2 separate regions of the Homo sapiens genome follow, and region 1 is linked to region 2. A link is a loop called in an ENCODE intact Hi-C map of the cell type or tissue named here. Cell type or tissue: natural killer cell. All regions are shown on one strand. Each heading gives the region's core, and the rest is flanking DNA. Links, peaks and the distances in the headings are about the cores only. Region 1 overlaps LRCH1 (leucine rich repeats and calponin homology domain containing 1). Region 2 has its middle 45 kb from the start of ESD.

Region 1 (8,340 bases), core at 72-8,071, 84 kb before region 2:
TATGGATGTGGTGTTGGGCTAAGCATTTTCACATCTATAATGTCGTGTTAGGTAGGTCTTATTGTCTCTGTTTTATAGCTGAGAAAACCAGAGAGATTAAATGATTTACCTGATTTGTGGCAAATCATCTCTATGGTATTTGAACCCAGGTCTTAAAATTTCACAACAGGTGGCCTTTCTCTCTTTATCTCTTACTTAAAAATTGGCTTAGTCTGGGAGGGGCAGTCTCTTGACAATCTGAAAGGTTTTTACAATTGGTGACTTTTCTGCCACACCAAGCAGCCAATTGAGTGAGTAAATTTGTTATATAAATTTTTCTATAAATTATTTTCTAAGTGAAAATAATTTTCTGTATTCTGTTAAGTGAATCCATTCACTGAAAATACAGAGGTATATTCCAGTAGAATTTAAAAATGTGGGTATTATGCTCTGTTAATAAAATCACCTGTAAGAACATAGCATGTCTTTATAATCACATATCTTAAGGAAAATAACCTTTTGATAAACCAATAATAAATAATATCAGATACTAAGATTGAGACTCAAACTATGGACATCAATAAGTGCCATAGTCAAAATACATCAAAATAATACTCTAAAAGTAAAACCAGAAAAAGTGATTTGGTTTGTAAATTCCTTAATTTAGGAGTTAAGTGAGGGATAGTGGTACTTGAAGCCAAGATAAATGTATCCTGCAAATTTAGGCTGCCAAGAATGTTTAGATTATATTGAGCTGCCTTATTTCATCTTGAAATGATGAAATAGACAAATGAATCCAGCAGGAAGTCATTTAACTGAAAAAGATGGAAGATGAAGCATTCACAATAATATGGATCTGGTAAAAGCCCACTGCCTTCCCTCTCTTTCTCTTTCCTCCCCACCCTGATCTTCAACCCAGACTCTGCAGGGACAGTGACAAAGAGACAGGTTTGGGGTAGGGGTGGGGGTGTAGACTTGGCTCTGGTGATGTAGCTTGTCGGATACAATATGGCCTTATTTTCAAACGTTCTTTCAGCACAGAGCCAGTTTATAGCACCAAGGCTGCAGAAGACCAGGGGTGTAGGATAGTGGATTGTGGCCTGAGGCACTTACTTGCTTGAGAAAAATTGCTGCCAGAAGAGTGGTTTCAAAAAGCTGAGGCTGCTGCTGTGGTTGCTAGTGGGTAGAGGATTAAAGGGAATGCAGCTTTTCCTCTCCTGTCTAAATATTTGCTGGAGAGCAAATGGGCTTTTGTGTGCCTGTGTATTTCCTTTTTCTATTGGGGAAATTACAAGTAATACAGGAACATCCTGTGATAAAATATATGAAGTAGAGGCTGAGGGAGCAGAGAGATGAAGTCGAAGAAATGTGCCCCAGGTCTGTGGCCTGCTGTACGGTGACTAAATTCTTAGCATGGTGAATTGGTAAGTCTACAGATGATTAACTACAGTGTAAACAAGACATATATGGAACATAAATATGAGATAGGCCATTCCATCAGCAGCTTTTAGTGTAAAAAGCATCCGTTCCCCTCAAAGAGACCATGAATGTTTTCACAAGCTTAAATTTTATTTTATTTTAAGTAAGTACCCACTCTGGAAGATTTCCAATGAGAATAAACCCATGTAATCTCAAATACTCACGCATCTGAATGAGCAGAACTTTCTTTGTGTTTCTCAAAGTAGTATGATACATGACTCTCCCAGTTCCATATCTGCTAATCTGGTTAGATCCCTGCACCAACTAGTGAGACGGATAACTTAGAGTGTAACTCTGAGTTTCCAGGCAAAGAAATGTAGGAAAGATCTTAACTTGTATTTGTTAACTCTGCTAAAAATAGGAATGTAGAACTTTCTTGAAAATACTAATCTTTGTTCTCATTATCCCTCTTCAAAAGGAGGTTTACGTATGGCTCCAAATAAATAGACTTGCCTTATTAACATTTTTATTTGCCGATCCTCACTTTATAAAATTGCATATTAACAAATATTTTATAACCACAAGTTACATTTCAAATTATTTGCTTGCCACCTTTTAATAAACTGAGTTCTCTTTTCTGAAGGAGCCTTTTTTGGAGCTTGAAAAAAGCCCTCACAGCAGGGTAACAGGAAGACCCCCTCCTCCAGCCAAAAGAGTCCCACTGAGCCCCTGCTGGTGAGAGAGAGCCTTGGGAGGGATGTGAGAGGCAGAAACACAGGCTGCTGGCCCTAGCTCCTCCCTTCCACCGTCCCCAGAGACCAGGAGAGAGTGCCAGTGCGGGCCCATTGCCCTTATTCTCTTGGTCCAATCCTGCTAACTAGGGAAAGTGAAGAGCTGGTTGGTCTTTTGCAAGCCAGGAACCTACCAGGAGGGCACTCAATCTCCTCCCTCCTTCTGCTGGACCCTCTTAAAGAAAAATCTGCCTCTTTCTGGAAATAGCTTTTTCCATGGGTCTGCACAATGGAGAGAAGATATGACTGTATCTCTTCTTGCTAAAACATAGTTACATGGGTAATTGAGTGCCCTGGAGCAGCAGAGATATCAAGGTGTTGACAAGGCCGTGCCCAGATTAGAAAGGTTCTTTCCACAGCACAGCACCTGCTTTTTCTGAGCTCATCAGGTAGAGCTGCCCTTCAGTTAACCAGATTTCTGCTCCCTCATATGGAGGAGAGTCAAACTTCTAATTGAAGAATGACATATATTCAGAAAAGTGCACAGATCATAAGTATACATCTCAAAGAATTTTCATGTTCTCACTCATAGGTGGGAATTGAACAATGAGAACACTTGGACACAGGAAGGGGAACATCACACACCGGGGCCTGTCGTGGGGTGGGGGGAGGGGGGGAGGGATAGCATTAGGAGATATACCTAATGTAAATGACAAGTTAATGGGTGCAGTACACCAACATGGCGCATGTATACATATATAACAAACCTGCACGTTGTGCACATGTACCCTAGAACTCAAAGTATAATTAAAAAAATAAAAAATAAAAAATAAAGAATTTTCACAAATAGGAGCACTCGTAACACATATCCAGGTCACATTTATCATTTTATAATGATGTTTCTTTCCTGATGATAAAAGCACTTGTAGAAAGTTTGGAAAATACATCAAAGTATAATAATGGAAATAAAAACCATCCATTGTACCTATACCCGAAGAGGAGTACCGATAGTATTTTGGTGTATTTCCATTCTGTCTGTCTCTCCCCCTCACATACACAGATACATGCATGTCTATAAATACACTCACACAGGAACACAGCTTCTGAAACTTTATGCATGTGTGTGCAAACACACAGCAGTTTTATTAAATAGTTACACTGAATGACATACAGATTTTTAGATATTTCACTCTGTGGTTGTTGGCTTCAACACCAGAAGGGCAGAGAAAGAAAGGGAAACTGAAACCCATCTGTCTTTTTGCTTGGTAGCAGGAAAAAGGGGCTTTTTGTGGGGGAGGAGATTGAAATAAATGGCTGACATATAAATAAGGATGGTTCGTAGATTTTATTTATCTAGTATTTTCCATCTCCATGAAAACTAAGCATTGATGATAGAAAGTTCAGAAACTTCTGGGTAGAGACCCTCTTCTTGTAGAGCAGAGATGAGACATCAACTTAGACTTTTTTGGCTGCTCTGTGGAACTAAACCCCTCTGGGCTGCAGTTCCACTTTGCCAGAAGACCAACTTTCCTTTCTTTCTCTTTTAGTTAGCTCTCTTGCAGATACCAAAACAGACTTAAACTGTAGCAACCCTTGTTTTAACAAAAGGAAGCTGAGTCAAAATGTTGGAAATGAGCCCGGTGGTTTTGTGAGTTGCAGCAAAATTATCTTCCCCATCCCTACTGCAATGGATGAAATGATGCCTGTGTGGTGCTGGTTGCTTTGGTCCAGCTGAGTTTCCTGCACACATTGTCAGGAGAGGGCAGTTGGCACCAGCTTCCCGTTGCTATTGGTTGTGCAGGATGTGCTCTCCATCTGCCTCCTGGCTGGCCGAGGGCTCAGCTTCTAAGTGGCGGTGGCGGGGTGGCGGGGTGGCGGGGGGACTTTGATGGCATTCCTTGTGTTGAATAAAGTTGTCTCTTTGAGAACTGCCCATACCCTTATTTTTTATTTTTTATTTTTTTTTAAAAAAAGAAAAACATATTTTGTTTTCTTACATACTTGTCATTTGAGTTGTCACACAGAAAATATATTGGACTTCTTGTATTTGTAAAATGTCTTCTCAGATCACTCCTTTTTCCTTTCTTGTTAAAAACAGGTTCACAGACAGTATGAAGTGGCCTTTCTGTTTACATGTGTTCTTGTTGTATTGTCTTTGCAGTCGAAATCAGCTGTCCGCCCTGCCTGCCTGCCTGTGTGGTCTGCCTCTCAAAGTCTTAATCGCAAGTAACAACAAACTTGGATCATTACCAGAAGAGATAGGTCAGCTCAAACAGTTAATGGAGCTGGTATGTTACCGATTTTTAAGATGCTCTTTTTTGTTGGTTGACTGATCATAGCCTCTCAAGGTATTCAGAAAACCTTTTTGCTACGGTTGGACAAGGTAGAGCCTCTGTTGTTTGAGGGCAGGTATATGATAAAGACATTAAGTGGGGAGAGGAACAGCTTTGAAACTTCACTGTGACAGACACAGTTCCTGGAATTTAAAGGCTTCCTGTAATTTACAGCTCCTGAAGTTTGCAGGATTTGCCGTTTTTGAAGTTTATGGGCTATCATGTTGTAGTTAGTATTTTCAGATTGCATATAAATTTGTAAAAAATTATGGCTAAACTGCCAAAATAATCTCCAAATAAGTTAGTAGGCCACACTTCATGAAGGTATAAAATTAAGTCAGAAGACAGAAAGAATGGGGTGCTCTGATTCTGTCGAGATTTTAGAAATCATTGTCGCAAATCGTTGTAATTTTAAAATGTGACCGTGTCCCTAGGGATAGAAAAGGAGAACAAGCTATAGATGAGCAGAGATGGATTACAAATGTGTGTGAAGCTGAGATGCACTGTTATATTTCAGCTCTTTCACTACTAATTTAATTATTTACCCTTTTTCTAAATTGGGAAAGAATGAATACTTTCTAAACTTCCATTGAGCTAACATAGGTGAAGGAAGAAGCAGGAGTTAGCAGTCAGGCTGAAAGGTGATAGTCTTCATTTATCATCTAAGCATTGGCTTATTCCATCCTGATCTTGTGTCAGGCACAGGGCTTGATGTGATTAAATGATGAAAAGGGCACAGTACCTGTCTTTCAGTAGATTCCAGTCTAGAACAATGATGGCCAATAAGTTTTGTCTTTTGTGCCAACTCCTCTGGGGCCACCCGGAGCACCACGGTGCTGGCCTGTGAGGCCCAGATAGAGAATGCTGTGATTGCTTAGTCATGTCTTTAGTGGGATTGGGCTAGGAGAGTGATGGCACCCATGTCACATACGTATCAACTTTGACTTTAATATAGAAATTAATAATTGCTGTAGAAAGACGTTAGAGCTATAGAAAGTGTCTTTTTCATGGATTATTTGATAGCATTGTCCAAAACTCATTCCAGCTAGCTCACACCAAAAGTCAGCGTTGGTTAGAGGATACAGGGGTCCATCAGATCACTTACGATGAAGACATTTGGTCACAGGTCATGAGTGACTAGGACAAGACACTGGAATGTTGTGAAGGACCATGGCAGCGGTTCATTTTTCTGCTCAGCTTTTCCTCTTCCATACAACGGCAGAGGTTGCCCAAGTTTAAATGTTCTCCCAGGTAAAGCACCTAGCAAGAGACCTACTAGCATCTCTCAGCCCTGGGTTCTAAGTGAGAGGCAGATCTGGTCTGATGTTCTCGCCGACTGAGTCTGCTGTGCCCAAGGCACATGGTCACACTGCTCAGATGTGGCTGTTGGGCTGCCACCAAAGGGGGTAATTCTGAAAGAAGACAGATATTAATTTGAGCAGACACTGCCCATCCCCCCCCAACCCTGTCCCCAAAAGTTTCTATTACAAGAAGCATGTGCACGAGGCAGGGAATGATTAATTAATTCAGTCTTCGGGTTGTGAGAGGTTTGGAAAAGAAGAGCCCTTTGAGAGGCCCCTTAAATAAGCCCATGTGGGATTTCCTAGGAGGAAAAAAGAAGTCAGGGACAGGGAAAGCATTCAAGGAGAAGGGACAGCTTGTGCAAAGGCAATACATCCTAGAAGTCCATGTCGTGCTTGGGAGTAGGAAGCCGTTTAATCCTGCTGAAGTCTAGGTAGATAGAATGGGGCTGGGCACACCCTCCTCATGCCCACTGCCTTAGATTTAGGCCACAGGCAACTCCTTCACAGGGCATTCGAGGCCTTCTGTGGTCAGGCCCCTGCTCACCTCTTCGGGTTCATCTCTTGCCACTGGCACCTTCACTCTCCAAGTTCCTACCTTCTGGGAATGCACCTTGTTCATTTTCATTTCTGGACTTGTGCACACATCACTCTTTCGTCATGGGCTGTTTCTTCCTCCCCGCTCCTTTCTTGGTTAGTTCTTAGCCAAGTTAGATCTCACTTTGTCCAAAAAGCCTTCCCAGATCCTCCAAGCCTGAGTTAGGTGCTCCTAAGGCAAGCACTCCATACTTATTACTCAATTTTCATAGCATCACAGTTGTTTTCTTACTTGGCTTTCTCTGTGCCAGCTCCCCCCACACCCTGATAGCTGCTTACTTGCTGTTGCATCCCAGGTGCCTGGCACCTGATAGGCACCCAGCAGATGTTTGCTGAATGTTACTGTTGAATGGTGGAAGGTGAACCTGGAAAGATGGCTGGGGCAGATTGTGAAGACCGTCAGGTGCTGGGCCTGAATGGGGCTGAGGGGGCAGGAAGACTCAATCTTGCTGTCCACATAACTCAGAAGGTGCCATTTTAACTGGTTCTAGGAAACAAAAAATTTCCTAGGTGAAAGCTTTGGATGAAAGTGACGGTCATATGCTGCTGCTTTTTCTTTTAATGCTTCTTTTAGGTATCTGATAGCCACAAAATCCATGGTTGCTAAAATTTGGTTTAGGATTTGCAAATACAATATGAATAACAACTAAAAAAACCAGACTTTATTTTTAAGAGCAGTTTTAGGTTCACAGCAAAATTGAGAGGAAGGTACAAAGATATCCCACATACCCTCTACTCCCACACATGCACAATCTCTCTGTCATCAACGTTCCCCACCAGAGTGGTTCATTTGTTACAATCTGTGAACCTATCCGGACACATCAATGTCACCCAAAGTCCACAGTTTACATTAGTGTGTTCACTCTTGGTGTTGTACATTCTATCGGTTTGGGTAAATGTATAATGACATGTGTCTCTTTCACTACCCTACAAATCCTCTGTGTCATCCCTCCCTCCTCCTCAACCCTGGCAACCACTGATCTTTACTGTCTCCATAGTTTTGCCTTTTCCAGAATGTCATGTAGTTGGAACCATACAGTATGTAGCCTTTTCAGGTTGGTTTCTTTCACTTAGTAATATGCATTTAAGTTTCCTCCATGTTTTTCTATGGCTTGACGGCTCATTTTTTTTAGTGCTGAATAATATTCCACTGCCTGCACAGTTTATCTCCTCACCTCCTGAGGGACATCTTGGTGGCTTGCAAGTTTTGCCAATTATGAATAAAGCTGACAAGTTGCTTTTTTTTTTCATTATTTGAGGTCCCGTGCAGATGGGTGGCACATGGGTGAGATCAATCTTCTGGAACTTTTTGGTGCTGATACGTGCTTCTGTCCCATGAACCTTGGGTGTAAATGACACCGCATGCCTTCCATCAGCTGTGCTCTAGAGCTGTGTCAACCAGCTCATCTGTTAGCAGGTGGCACATGTGCTGAGCCTGAGAGTCAGCCGCATACTAGAGCAGGGCTTTCCTCAAATACCCTTTGTCAGCTGCAGGGCTGACGTGTAAACAGCGTTGTCTCCAGCGTCAGGACACACTGGCTGTCGGGTGGCTCTAAGGGACACCCCATGCTTTTCTTGGGCACCCTGTCCTGGCCCCAGCTCTAACGAGGGCTGCCCTGCATTACAGGACTGTCTTCACCTGGTTCTTGTGTCTTTTCTCCACCAGCAATAACTGCTGAACCCACAGGTTCTAGGATCTTAGAGTGATAGGGGATTGTAAAAGGCATTTAGTCCAAACTCTTGACATCTTACGAATGAAGAAACCCGAGGCAGAAAGCCAGTGCATGACATACGGAAGGTCACCCCTGTGTAGCTAAATTGTAACATAAGCTGAAACACCCTCACCCAGCGCAGTCCTGTGGAAATATAATGTAAGCAGTAAATGTGATTTTTAAAGTACTGGTAGATACATAGCCAAGTAAGAAGCAAGTGAAATTAATTGTAATAATATTTATTTAACCTGAAATAGCCAAAACGTTA
Region 2 (8,340 bases), core at 136-8,135:
ATTTTAACATATGGTATGAAGTAAAGAATTGTTTTCCCCAAGTAATATCTGGCACCAGGAACTTAACTGTACTTAACAGCCATTTACAATTTCCTGCAAAGCCAGATGTCGACTTGGGTGCTGTCAGAGCCAATAGAATGAGGAAGACATATCTTTGCCCTTATAGAACCTGCCTTAACAGTGAAATGCCAGATTCAAGTGATTTCACAAGCCCGTGGCAGATGGTGCCGGGGAGGCTGGACACTGTCATCAGGCCACAGATATCCCTCACCATGCCGCAAAAGGAGGCACCATTGTTAACAGCCTGGCTCACAGCTCACAACTCAGACAGAACTCCCCCATCCTTTCTCAGGTTGATACTTGGCTAATAAATTGTCAGGCAGCATGAACTTCCATGCTCACCTGATACGCCATTGACAAGATAATCCTACTTTGATACACAGCAATGACATGAAACCATGGTTAAAATTGTTCTTTAAAGAATCGACTGTCTTCTGTTGACAGGGGGCCATCTCTTAAGGCCTAGGTTAAAGTCTGATGTTCTCTGAATTTGCCACAAGGTAGGGAAGGGTGAAAAGCAGATACGGTAAGATGGTGAGAGAGTAAGACCCACTGACATTTGAGACAGTGGAACAAGTTATTGGAGATGTCATGTCATGTCCTTTGAAAGTCTTTTAAGCACAGAGTGCCTGTGTCTCCGGTAATTTTTGGAGAGTTCTGCATTGAGGCAGCAAGAAGATCTGGTTCCTCAAGCAAGTGTCACGTGGAAGGAAGCCCTTCCTTGCAGAGCACACCAATTGGCTTCCTGCTGAACAGTGACTCCATCACCTAGGGCTGGATGCAGATCCCACTTAAACTCTCCTTCAAAACAGCGCTACTCAGCCTTAAAAAGAAGGAAATCCTGTCATTTGCAACAACATGGATGAACCTAGACGATATTATGCTAAGTAAAATAAGCCAGGCACTGACAGACAAATACTGCGTGACCTCACTAATACGTGGAATCTAAAAACGTTGAATTCACAAAAGCAGAGAGTAGAATGGTGGTTACCAGGGGCTGGGTGGGGAGGTGGGGATAGGAAGATATTGGTCAAAGGATACAAAATGGTGACTATAGTTCATCATAATGTATTTTATACTTGAAAATTGATAAAAGACTCTATTTTAAGTGTTCTTACCAAAAAATAAGTATCTGAGATAATGGATATGATAATTAGCTTGACTTAGCCATTCCACAATGTATACTTTTATCAAAATATCATGCTGGACACCATAAATAAATACAATTTTTTTTTTCCTGTCAAAGAAAAGAAAAAAGAAAAAGTAAACATTGGGCTGTGGAAAACACACTGTCATCAAGTAGATAAAAGAATATTTGCCGTGGTGTCTTTTTCCAGCCAAGGAGACACACCCTGGAAGAAGATTCTCTTGAATGATATCAGACCAGGGTGAAATAACAAAGGTGGAAAATTATTTCATTGTGTTATTCTGTAAACTGGTTTGTGGAGCATGAAAGGTTCTGCACACAAGGAGGGACTCACGCTTACTGTTTTTCTTAAATAGTATGTCCTGGACATTTCCCAAGAGCAAAAATGCAGCATGAGAGAGTAGCAGGACATATGTGTCTTTGACAGTTTTATGAAAGAGTCTTGAAAGGGAGGCTATTGAGGGCTGTAGTTATAATTACCAATTTATAAAGACTGTTCATAAACCATGAAGAAAGGCTGCCAGTCCACCCACTTGCCTGCGTTCCAGAGGTCACAGGAAGTAAAATGAACTCAATGAAGTTCTATGGTCAGTATAACAATGTGTGGTCGGTACAAATGAATATTTGAGTGCCTTTAAAATGTGTCAGGGGCTATTTGCAGTTTTGCTTTATAAAAATAGAAGCTATTATATTCTTGGTGTATGCTCTCTGACTGACTCTGTAGCTCAGTTATTTAGTGTAAAACTTTCTTAAATATTTAGATCTGCAGACTTCATGGTGATTAGGAGCCTTTTTGAAACAAACTGCATGTGTGAAAAATCATTATTTTCTCTGCAAACATAGAAAAGGTCTTTGCAGTAGGTTGAAAGCAAAGGAAGGAGCTTGGTGTAGGTGATCAAACAGGCATACTAGAGTATTCAACCTAACTTTGATGTCATCAACGATGTAGCAGGATTTTACAATGAGAGTACAATCATCTAAAAATTGATGTTTTATTCTTTTTCCTTTTAGGAAAAGCTATGTCTCCCCCACCACATCCTTGAAGAAAAAGGCCTGGTCAAAGTGGGCATTACCATTCAAGCATTACTAGACATCACCGTAACGAAGGCTCTGTTCACATGAAACTACCCCTTCTCCATTGGGGGCTCAGACTCTGCTCTCATCCAGGATCCTGAACTCTGCTCCAGGCACCTGTTCAACCCTCTCTCCCACCCACTGCCTGTCACTTCACTGACTCCAGTTACATTGAAACAATTTTCAGTCTAAGGGAGGATTTTCTACCTTTCAGAGCTGACCTCCGACTTTAAGACTTGACAGGTATTTATCTTGAAACCAGAGAGGGAGCTGGAGGAAAAAAAAACTGAGCAGCACATCAATGCCTTTTCCACCCTCCTTCATCCTTTCCACACTCACCGACTGCCATTACCAAAACGCCAAGCACAACCGTTTTGCAGCAAGACGCATTCGTTTTATTAAAACCAAACTCGTTATGTATTTAGTGGGGGGAGGGGGGCACAATCAGGTTTTTCACCACCAAATTTTTCGAGAGGTTTCTTGAGACCATTGCCTTTTAAAAAACTATTTTCGACATACAAAATATTTATATAAATATTATTTATTAGTGAGTTGTTATTCATCCTTTGGATGCAAATTGTAAATTAGGAAACTATTTTATTACTGCTTTTTTGTGGTTAAACACTTTATTTTAATATAAATGTTGAGTTATTTTCTATCCTCTTTGGTGTGCGGTAGTTTAGGTCTCAGTAATGTTTCTGGTATATATGATTCCAAAAAAAAGCGAAAAACAGGTGCTTTTAGGACACAACTTTTCTGGGGAGGCAATATTGACACTTTGGTTTGTGGAACGTTGGTCTTATTTATATTTCTGCATTCCATCCAGTTTCCTACATTCCAGCAGCCCTCTGTCCCCCAATATAATGAACTGACTAAAATCAAGAGAGCACCCCAAAGTTATTTGTAAATAGCTGTGATGGAAAAAAAAAAGACATATTAAACTTGAAGCTAAAATGTGAACAATTATTTTTTGGATTCATACTTCTTTTGCTATGCACAAAACATTCACGTTTTAACACAAAGAAATAATAAGTGTTAGCATCGTGTGTCTTGAAGTATACTTTTGCACTGTAACTTGGGTTACGTTAAAGAGAGCTTAGCACCAAAGGTAGATAATGAAGAAATGGCATAGGAAAGTGGAGATGATAAAAAGTTGATTGTTGAACCAAAAAGGGTTTGAAGGGAAGCTTCGACTGAGTATCAGAAATTACTTAAGGCACATAGGACCTGAATCAGGAAACCAGCACTTCTTACAACTGCCAGTTTTAAAAGAGGAAATGATTCTGAGATGTGCTCATTTTATTTTAATTTGGTGGTTGGTGGTTTTCCAAGTAGTCTGTAAAATCCTGCAAGATTCACAGTCTCTGGTGTGAAACCTCAGAAGTGAGTCGTTGTGAGCCTGTGGGCAGCACCACCAAGGCAGGCTAAGGGGAGGGTGCAGTAAGTGGAGTTTGTGAGGCTGAGTGGCTGAGGAGGGAGCAAGTGCAACAAAATAGGGCTAGAGAAGAACCAGCCAAGGAGTGGAACCCATGCTGCTCTCAGAGATTCACGGAACACGGCAGCCTTCTGCAGGCAGTTCCATGCATGTGCACTCACGCTGCAATCACAGATGTCCCAGTAATTAACCTTTCTAAGTCTTGTGAATGCTGACTGCACTTTCACCTCCTCGAAAAGCCATTGGAAGTTTTTAGAGCAGCAGCAGCCACAGTTTGTAAGACAAATGTAGAGGGGGACGCAAAAGAAAAGACACCACCAGGAGGAGGATTCAGTGTGCAGTCAGCACAGACCAACATCAACCAAGGCAATGGCTGCCCTCCACTCTTGGGAAGATGGGGGGAGGTTTCTGAAAACGGAAATTTGGATTGGCAGCTAGCAGTTATTTCCTATCAGATGTACTGTGCACTTTAACCTAACTTAAAATGTATTTTAATATTTTTCTGTACTGCACAAATACCTGTTTTGTCAAATAGCATAATGATGTAAAGAAACATTTTGGACAAAGAGTGTATACAATTTAAGCAACATTCAAAGGTTGACTATATAAGTAGGAGTTTAGCCTGCTGCACCTTCACGGGCATTCAGAATGCGGGGTCCTGAAATATTTTCTTACGTGTATATATGGTAGCATGAAGCTTTGTAATCATTGTTTTGAGAGATTTTTTTTTCAAAATTAAAGTATTTCTTTTGATATTAATTTTTATTATTTTCTTGAAGTTGGTTGTGTAATGTAAATGGCTTCAGTCTTCTGTAAAATTGCTTTTTTTTCTTTTAAATGCAGTCCTTCTATGGCTAAGACGTCTTCAAGATCCTTGTACACTGTTTATATGTGCAATAAAATGCATGGCCAGCTGACAGTATCGTCAGTGGACAGAATGTATATAGTGCAAATATCCTTCCTTTTATTATTTAACAGCCATTAAAATCTTGGATTTGTACAAACCACTTTGTGATTGACTTACCCATCAAAAAGGTTGACCCCGGTCACACACACACACACACACACACACACACACATCATAGGGTGTCATTGCTGAAACAGATTGTAGCAATCATGTATATTTATGTATATGTGCACATAATATGTATATGTTATATGTATGTATGGCTGGGTGTGTATAAAATTTGGAGAAAGAATATATAGTAATGCATCATGTGACAACAGGGATATATCTGAGAAACGTGTCATTAGGTGATTTCGTCATTGTGCAAACATCATAGAGTATATTTACACACTTAGTATAGCCGACCACACACCTAGGCTATGTGGCCTATTGCTCCCAGGACGCAAACCTGCACAGCATGATACTATACTGAATAATGTAGGCTGTTGTAACACAATGGTAAGTATTTGTGTATCTAAACATAGTTAAACATTGGAAAGGTACAGTAAAAATATGGTATTATATAATCTTCGGAGACCACTGTTGTATATTTAGTTCATCATTGACCAAAATGTTGTTATGTGTACATGACTGTATATTCATGTATAGCTATCAGAAGAATGACTCTATCCATCTATCTGTCGATAACACACACACACACACACACACACACACACCCCTCAGGATACTCTTTTTTTCTCCCAAACTAAAACTTATAGCGTAACATAACAGGAGTAACAAATTTGCTATGATGGATTTGGAGTTCAGGTGAAAGCATGGATTCAGGACCCCTACTTGTTTTTTGGGCATATTTGAGAACACTTAAGATTTCTTGGCCCATGTTGTGAAAACCACAGAATCTGGGCCTCCCTCCTCAACTGTGGTATCTGACACCCAGAGAATGAAATGGTTGCCTTGATTACACCACTAGATCTGGGCCAGTCTTGTTTTCCTCACAGGGCTAGCCTACCTTTGGTAGACAGCAGCTGCTTTGAGAAATTCAAGTGAATATAGTAACATCATTTCCACGTTCTCACCCCACCCCACCCCACATAAAATACACACAGACCCGAAACTGCTAGCCTGAGCAGGGCCTTCAGGGAGCAGTATCAGGACCTCTGCATTTAAGATCCTCATTTACTGAGTCAAGACACTCTGTACATGGCCCATGGTGTTTTCCTTTGAGGCGCTGCAACTGTGCCAAATCCCAAAATCTTTTAGTTGTCCCTCTGCATATTACAGAAGTCCAGCTCTTCACAGACACTTTCCATCTTAAACTTGCTGGAGCAACAGGGAAACGCGTAATTTATTGAGTAGCTACTGTGGGTCGAGTGTTGTATCTCAGCTGTGTGCCCCATTAGAACAAGGCTGCTTGTCTGTTTTGTTCTTTGCTGAATCGCCAATGCCTAGAACAGTGCAGCAGTGTCTACTGAAGAGGTGAAATAAACTTTACACACATTAGCTCAAAAACTTACATAACCCTGTAAGGAAGAGATTTGTAGTGGACACCAAGGGACTGTTCACCTAACACCACATACTCCTAGGAGTAGGAACTGCTCCTGCCTCATATACCACAAAGATTTGTGGCCCATACATAGCACTGCCCACCTGGCTATGGTTCATCCATTCAGGAGCTGCACCTTCCTCACAATTGACTTGCAAGTCTCTTCTTTGGGATTTTAATTCTTTTCCTGGTGACCGAAGACAGAAGACATAAAACCTACAAAAGATCTAGGGAGAAACTGGCCTACAGAAAGACAGAGGCACAAGAGACAGCAAAAAAAACCCTGAAGTTTGGGTCCAGTAAGAAAGAAATCCTGTATTTCTGAAGCCCAGGTAGTTAAATCTTTCATGAGTACTTCCAAGAGGCTACAACTTTTGCATAAAATCAGTTTCAGCTGGGCTTCTCTCAGCTCTAATTAAGAATGCAAACTAATGAGTAGAAGCTGAGACTCAGTTGTTCAGGTAATCTGTTCAAGGTCACAGCAGGTAAGAAAGAGTCAGATAGAGGCTCAGCTAGGTCAGGTCTGTACCCTCACTGAAGAGAAGGGCTTCCCAGCAGAGTTGACTCCATTGAAGTTTCTAAAGTTAAAAAAAATTCCTGGGCAATTATTAGAATGTTTAAACCTAGAAAAGCAAGCATAGTCACATGCTAAAACCTGATCAACTGAGTCTTACCTGGACTAGTCTGAATGCTAAGTCACATCAAGGCCAAACCACAAAGAGCAGGATAAAAGGGATTTACTGAAGAAGGCTTTAATTTCGTTGCCATTTCTCTCCTTGAATTTAATTCAATATTACTATGTTGTTGTTGTTTCATTTTGGAATTTTCTCCCTGTTTATCAAAGTGATACATGGTTTTTTTTTTAATGTAATAATTTGTTTTTATTTTTTTATTATACTTTAAGTTTCAGGGTACATGTGCACAACGTGCAGGTGTGTTACATATGTATACATGTGCCATGTTGGTGTGCTGCACCCACTAAGTTATCATTTAACATTAGGTATATCTCCTAATGCTATCCCTCCCCCCATCCCCCCACCCCACAACAGGCCCCAGTGTGTGATGTTCCCCTTCCTGTGTCCATGTGTTCTCATTGTTCAGTTCCCACCTATGAGTGGGAACATGTGGTGTTTGGTTTTTTGTCCTCGCAATAGTTTGCTGAGAATGATGGTTTCCAGCTTCATCCATGTCCCTACAGAGGACATGAACTCATCATTTTTTATGGCTGCATAGTATTCCATGGTGTATATGTGCCACATTTTCTTAATCCAGTCTATCGTTGTTGGACATTTGGGTTGGTTCCAAGTCTTTGCTATTGTGAATAGTGCCGCAATAAACATACGTGCGCATGTGTCTTTATAGCAGCATGTTTTATAATCCTTTGGGTATATATTCAGTAATGGGATGGCTGGGTCAAATGGTATTTCTAGTTCTAGATCCCTGAGGAATCGCCACACTGACTTCTACAATGGTTGAACTAGTTTACAGTCCCACCAACAGTGTAAAAGTGTTCCTATTTCTCCACATCCTCTCCAGCACTTGTTGTTTCCTGACTTTTTAATGACTGCCATTCTAACTGGTGTGAGATGGTATCTCATTGTCGTTTTGATTTGCATTTCTCTGATGGCCAGTGATGATGAGCATTTTTTCATGTGTCTTTTGGCTGCATAAATGTCTTCTTTTGAGAAGTGTCTGTTCATATCCTTCACCCACTTTTTGATGGGGTTGTTTGTTTTTTTCTTGTAAATTTGTTTGAGTTCATTGTAGATTCTGCATATTAGCCCTTTGTCAGATGAGTAGATTGCAAAAATTTTCTCCCATTCTGTAGGTTGCCTGTTCACTCTGATGGTAGTTTCTTTTGCTGTGCAGAAGCTCTTTAGTTTAATTAGATCCCATTTGTCAATTTTGGCTTTTGTTGCCATTGCTTTTGGTGTTTTAGACATGAAGTCCTTGCCCATGCCGATGTCCTGAATGGTAATGCCTAGGTTTTCTTCTAGGGTTTTTTATGGTTTTAGGTCCAACATTTAAGTCTTTAATCCATCTGGAATTAATTTTTGTATAAGGCGTAAGGAAGGGATCCAGTTTCAGCTTTCTACATATGGCTAGCCAGTTTTCCCAGCACTATTTATTAAATAGGGAATCCTTTGACACATGCATAATATAGAAGCTTTGGC

Evidence for each region. Hi-C counts contacts between places; a loop is a spot of excess contacts. Peaks named below come from ENCODE experiments on the same cell type or tissue, not always from the same donor. Only the 100,000 strongest peaks of a DNase experiment are listed, where the experiment ranks them.
Region 1: a loop joins it to region 2, with 4 times the contacts of the local background. A loop is called at or near these places in 2 of 110 quality-filtered maps.

The regions. Positions count from the first base shown.
Region 1 is chr13:46,664,740-46,673,079 of GRCh38, forward strand. LRCH1 (leucine rich repeats and calponin homology domain containing 1) reads left to right here. Exons shown (of 20, transcript NM_001164211.2): 3 at 4,291-4,417. Among named protein-coding and RNA genes, the nearest start is that of LRCH1, 120 kb to the left of the region's middle. RefSeq lists enhancers at 2,718-2,767, 3,283-3,502, 3,563-3,612. In natural killer cell, for the core only: no CTCF peak of the experiment used is centred there; DNase peaks (open chromatin) are centred at 2,542, 3,392 and 3,862; H3K4me3 peaks cover 1,036 bases; H3K27ac peaks cover 3,231 bases.
Region 2 is chr13:46,748,322-46,756,661 of GRCh38, forward strand. It overlaps a transcript of LRCH1 not described here. Among named protein-coding and RNA genes, the nearest start is that of ESD, 45 kb to the right of the region's middle. In natural killer cell, for the core only: no CTCF peak of the experiment used is centred there; a DNase peak (open chromatin) is centred at 3,710; H3K27ac peaks cover 259 bases.